2 separate regions of the Homo sapiens genome follow, and region 1 is linked to region 2. Evidence: read pairs that join two places in POLR2A ChIA-PET (ENCODE). Cell type or tissue: Panc1. All regions are shown on one strand. Links, peaks and the distances in the headings refer to the core of each region. The heading gives the core; the rest is flanking DNA. Region 1 overlaps LOC105377727 (a long non-coding RNA gene). Region 2 overlaps LOC100288254 (a long non-coding RNA gene).

Region 1 (2,914 bases), core at 244-2,743, 240 kb after region 2:
ATATTGAGAGTCTCCTGGGGTGTAACGCATCAGTGTGCTATTTTGCTTCATCCTGGTAATGACTCTGGAAGGAAGCAGTCATTATTCCTGTTTTTCCGGTGAGTTCTGAAGAGGGGAAGTGGTTGGATCCAGGGCACGCAACTGAGCTGGACCAGGTGTCCTCACTCCAGGGCTTCTGCTCAAAGAGAAGGAGCTTGCAACGAATGCTTGTTTCATATGGAATAGGAAAGAGGGGAAGGTATTTAAGAAAGTTACCCTGCACATTTATCACACCTGCTGGTAGAGGAGCTGGTTTTAGCTGATGGAACTTCTTGCTGTTTGGCTTTGAGGTTCTCACAAAAGTTTGTAGAGAGGCTGCTTGGTTTGTCCCTGGTCTTGTCCACTCCTCCAGCCCTGTCCCCCCTCAAGCCCATGCCTGATATCTTCCCTTTCTCCTAAATTTATCTGTCCAGTGTTCTGCCATTTCAGGAGCTTGTGTCAGTAGGAGCCAACTGATGTGAGGTTGTTTGCAAGGAACAGAAACCAAACTCAAATGGGATTACGCCAAAAGATATTATTGGCTCCTCATAGCCAGTCTGAGGAAAGGCTGGGAATGGAGCTGGTCTTAGGGCCTCATGTGCCACTCGCTACTCCCAGCTTTGCCCTTTTCTCTGGCTTTGGCTCTAGCTCTGGGCTCTGTGGCTTCATACCCTTCCAGGTCCATGGCCCAAGGGACAAGAAGAGTTTCTCCTGCAAATCTTGTCAGAAAAAAAATCCCAGAGAAGATCTCTGATTGGCCCGCTTTGGGTCACATGTCCTTCTCTGGACCAGTCAGTGGCCAGGGGAATGGAATGCTAAGATTGGTCCAGACTGAATCACGTGCTGCCTTTATGGGAAACGGGGCTAAGATTTGTTACCAGGAGAAGAAGTTCCTGGGGGAATATTTTGGACAATTGAAGAAAATATGCTTTTGACTGTCTTGTCAAGTAACATGTTCACACTTTCACAAGGGACTTCTGAGGATAGAATGCCCTAATGCAAGGAGATGGAATGGTGGGAATTTCAGGCACTATGACAGGAATTTAATGGAAATATTTTTGGCTTAGGAGAAACTTGGCTTCTAAGCTTGAAAATGACTCCATCTTTTTTTTTTTTTTTTTTTTTTTTTTTGCCAGCAGTGCCCCACCAGCAAATTCCCAGAGTGAAAACTAGTATGTATATACTGTATTTTAGAATGGTGTGGGAGTTTATGTTTCTGAAATTAGAATGCATCTTATAATTGAAGTGCATATTTAATGTGTTACCAGGCAATAGACTGTATTAGTTAAAAATGAGAGATCTTTCATTGGATGAATTTAGTTCAAATCTTGGTTCTACCAGTTCCAAGCTGTAGAAAAGTTAAATCAAATGACTTAACTTTGCAGCAACCTCCATTTTGTGTATGCAACATGGTGCTGGTAATAATATCTACCTCACCTAGTTATTGTGAGGAATAAATTAAAAAACAGATATGATTGAGCATAGTGCCAGACACACAGAAAAGCCTCAGCAAATATTAGCTATTATTTTATTTATCTAATATTTGTAAACCTACAAGCTAAAATCAAATTAATGGTTTAGAGTAAGGGTTCTTGATTGGAAGCTGCAGAAATTGACTTTTAAAGAGAAAGGGGACTTTTAGAAGGCATATCAGGGCTCATAGAATTGATGGGAGGCTGTAGACTCAGGCTTGATAAGTGGGCAGAACAAAATAGATCTAGGGGGGATCAAGAATCAGGAAACACAATAACAGTCAAAATCAGAAACCACTCTAGATATTTCAAACAGTAGGTATTTAATACAGGGAATTCATTACAAAGATGTTGGAAGGGCTGACAAGCAAAAGAGAGAAGACTCACAAGGAAGAATAAGGCTGTTTTCTACAGGACAGGAAGCTGCCACCAGTCCCTGGGCTGGAGCCTGAGAGCCCACATGCCCCACTGAGCTGCTGGAGGTGCCACTGCTCCTGCTGTTAAAACCTCCTTACTGTAGCTGGGTAGGAATCCCAGGGCCATACTCCTGCAGATGCAGCTACATCGATGCTACTGGAAGTCCCCTGCAGTTATGCTCAGTTGTTTGCTGCTGCTGCTGAAAGCCATTGCCAGAAACCTGAAACAAATGGCTTCTCCCTTCTTCTACCTTCTAACTTCCTGTGAATGCGTCCCATTGGCAGACCCTAATAAAAGGTCATTGCAAGGGAAACTGGGAGAGAAAGTTTGCAGACTCCCAACCCTGATGGTACAGAGGAGGTAGCATGGGGGAGTGAGGAGGTGAGAGGCATGGACACCACTTAGTTTTTGTCCTTATCAGGAATAGGGTGGCCTAGGCACTTTTGTCCTGACCATGGGTATCCCTCTGGCACTTGGCACTTTGAATGCCAAGCTCTACGTGGGAGCACTTCACACACCCTGGTCAACAGGGAGTGGTGAGAGGGAGAGTAGATCCCCATTTCGATTTGGGGGAGGCCTGGGGGCCCTGAATCTTCCAGGAGCATACACAGTGTCAGGGGGTTCACAAACTGAAGTGATGGGCATGGTGCTGAGAAGCCTCCAAAAGGACAAATATTCAACTTGATGAAGTACCTCACAATCAACAGAGACTGAATGAAAACACTAGGGATGGTGCTGCCATTTTTACTAGAAGGACAAGGTAGTGACAAGACATTGGGTGAATGTCAAGAGGCAGGAGATGGCTAGTGACCCCCTAGGAAAGTGGCGAGGGTTAGAACTGACAGTACACAAGTCCTTCAAACCTGCATCTGGCTTCACTGTATGTGCAGAGTGCTGAAGGAGGGGCCAGAGGAGCTGGGTCTGCTGATGCCCACTCCAGAGGCAGGCTCAGGGCAGGCCCATCAGCACCACAGCAGGAGACAACAGTGAGCCCTCGGCGGGCACCA
Region 2 (2,914 bases), core at 281-2,780:
AAACTCCGCCTCCCAGGTGCAAGTGATTCTCCTGCCTCAGCCTCCTGAGTAGCTGGGATTATAAGTGCTCACCATCACGCCCGGCTAATTTTTGTATTTTTAGTAGAGATGGGGTTTCACCATGTTGGCCAGGCTGGTCTCAAACTCCTGACCTCAGGTGATCCGCCCGCCTCAGCCTCCCAAAGTGTTGGGATTACAGGCTGAGCCACCGTGCCTGGCCTGTTTCCTTCTTTTGTTTCCTTCTTTGTGTTCATAAGCTCTTACCATTTAGCCCTTATAACATTTTGTTCTAAATTATTGCATCTCTGGTTATGAATATTTGCCTATAATTTTTTTTTGAGACGTAGTTTCGCTCTTGTTGCTTGAACCGCCTCCCAGGTTCAAGCACTTCTCCTGCCTCAGCCTCCCAAGTAGCTGGGATTATAGGCATGAGCTACCATGCCTGACTTTTTTTTTTTTTTTTTGAGACAGAGTCTCGCTCTGTCACCCAGGCTGGAGTGCAGTGGCATGATCTCGGCTCACTGCTCGGCTCACTGCAACCTCTGCCTCCCGGGTTCGGGCAATTCTCCTGCCTCAGCCTCCCGAGTAGCTGGGATTACAGGCATGTGCCACCAAGCCTGGCTAATTTTTGCATTTTTAGTAGAGACAGGGTTTCACCATGTTAGCCAGGATGGTCTCGATCTCCTGACCTCATGATCCACCCACCTTGGCCTCCCAAAGTGCTGGGATTACAGGTGTGAGCCACCGCACCTGGCCCTAAGTTTGTATTTTTAGTAGAGACAGGGTTTCTTCATGTTGGTCAGGCTGGTCTCGAACTCCTGACCTCAGGTGATCCACCACCTCGGCCTCCGAAAGTGCTGGGATTACAGGCGTGAGCCATTGCACCCAGTGTCTATAGTTCTTTTTTTCCTTAAAGGTCTTTGTCCACTTTTTGTATCAGGTATTATTTTGATTTTATGGAAGAGAAAAGGAAACTCTAAAGAACGGAGGAATGCAGATAAGCAGCAGCAGCAACCCTAGGGCTGAGACAGTGCACTTAAGGAAGAGGCCCTTCTAGGGCTGAGAGCCAGTGCCCCATTGCTGGAGGGGATATGGCCTTGGCTTGGTGAATGGCAGAGAAGTTCCTCTTGTGCCACACCAGTGGAAGTTGCTGGAAATCCCTTCTCTAGGACTTGCTGATAATATGCCCTGTAATGCTGAAAGGCTGTTTATAGGAGGTACCCCACTTAGAGCCATTCTGCTGTGAAACTACCGGGTACTACGAAGTACCTGGAGAAATTGCTCATTGCTAGGTGGTGTAGGCTTCTGCATATTGCAGGATCTGGGCCTTGGAGAAGCTGCCCACCACCTCAGGAGCCTGGTGCTGGAGCAACATATATACTGAAGGAGCTATGCTAGAGAAGCTTGTTTGTGCCGCAAAAGCTGGCCACTTAGAAAGGCTGCACACAGCGCAGGAACCTGGCACTGGAGAAGCCACCCAGGCTGTGGAAACCTACTGAGTGAGTGAGCCTCCTGCAGTGTCTCTCCAGTGCCCTCTACTGTCAAAGCTAAACATTGTGCCAGCTGGCAAAGAAACAATATTTAAAGGGCCCATATTCATTTTCACAGAGCAGGCAATGAAGATTGAGTTTGCATCTGAGATTCAACAATTTGATAACTGGCATAATGTTCTACCTGAAAACTTTAAAACCTGTGCTTCACAACTCTTGGATCTAGGGAATTACAGAAATTAAAGAATTGCTACAAATCCAAATCTATGGGATATATGTAAAGCACATATCCCCAGAAAAACTCATATATCAAAAGAAAATTCATAGCCCTGTTAAAATTTTTAGACAAATTACATTAAAGCAGAATTTATTTAAGCAAAGAATAATTCATGAATCAGGCAATCCTCAAAACCAGAACAGGTTGAAAGATTTGTAGCCTGCAATGTGGGCAGGCAGCACTTATGAATACTTCAGGTGATTACAGCTCAGCATTTGCTTTATTTGAACATGGTCTAATCAGTTGCCCAACTGTGATTGACTGAGGCTTGGCTAGTGTGACCGGCTGAGACTCAGCTACTGTTACAAAAGTATACTCCTAAGTTAGGCTTGTAGTTCGCTGATGTACTAAGGTTACAATTTGTTCCATAAGGACTCAAGTACAGAGGCATCCTCAAGCCAAATTTAGTTTAACAATTCCTCCATTTTGGTCAGCCTCTCAATTTTTGAGAGATTGACCTAAACCTTGAGCATTGATGCCACTCTCTGTCACCATTGCAAATGGACCTATTTGGTTTTAGTATGAAATTCACAAGTCACAAAGTCACAGCAGTTGAATAATTCTTGATGTTCTTGATGATCTAATTGAAGTGAGACCACTGAACACTCAATGGATGGCTTCATACAGACATTTAAGATGACATTTAAGATGGGCATGGTGGCTCACACCTGTAATTCCAGCACTTTGAGAGGCTGAGGCGGGTGGATCACCTGAGGTCAGGAGTTTGAGACCAGCCTGACCAACGTGGTGAAACCCTGTCTCTACTAAAAATACAAAAATTAGCCAGGCATGGTGGCGCATGCCTGTAATCCCAGCTCCTCGGGAGGCTAAGGCAGGAGAATCCCTTGAACCCAGGAGGCGGAGGTTGCAGTGAGCTGAGATCGCGCCATTGCACTCCAGCCTGGGTAACAAGAGAAAAACTCTGTCTCAAAAAAAACACAAAAAACAAAAAACAAAAAAACAAGAGGATATAGTGTACTAGGGGGATTATTATGATGACTGTCAGGAGGAAAATACCAAAAGACTAAAGAGTACTCTTCAATAGGAGTCCCCATGAACCAAACAACCAAATCAAACAAGTCAAAGTTCATACAATATAGGCATCTGAGTTCATTTGGTCATAGTCTTTGTTGAGGCACAATGGCAA

Evidence for each region. ChIA-PET counts read pairs that join two places held together with the same protein. Peaks named below come from ENCODE experiments on the same cell type or tissue, not always from the same donor. Only the 100,000 strongest peaks of a DNase experiment are listed, where the experiment ranks them.
Region 1: POLR2A ChIA-PET joins it to region 2 with 5 read pairs; 2 of 35 experiments call an interaction of 5 or more read pairs at or near these places.

What each region holds. Positions count from the first base shown.
Region 1 is chr5:172,527,738-172,530,651 of GRCh38, forward strand. The region is part of intron 1 of LOC105377727 (a long non-coding RNA gene); the gene reads left to right. Among named protein-coding and RNA genes, the nearest start is that of LINC01944, 30 kb to the right of the region's middle. In Panc1, for the core only: no CTCF peak of the experiment used is centred there; no DNase peak of the experiment used is centred there.
Region 2 is chr5:172,292,143-172,295,056 of GRCh38, forward strand. All of the region lies in intron 1 of LOC100288254 (a long non-coding RNA gene), which reads left to right. Among named protein-coding and RNA genes, the nearest start is that of UBTD2, 9.8 kb to the left of the region's middle. In Panc1, for the core only: CTCF peaks have their summits at 1,266, 1,517 (motif pointing left) and 1,798; a DNase peak (open chromatin) is centred at 1,529; H3K27ac peaks cover 1,689 bases.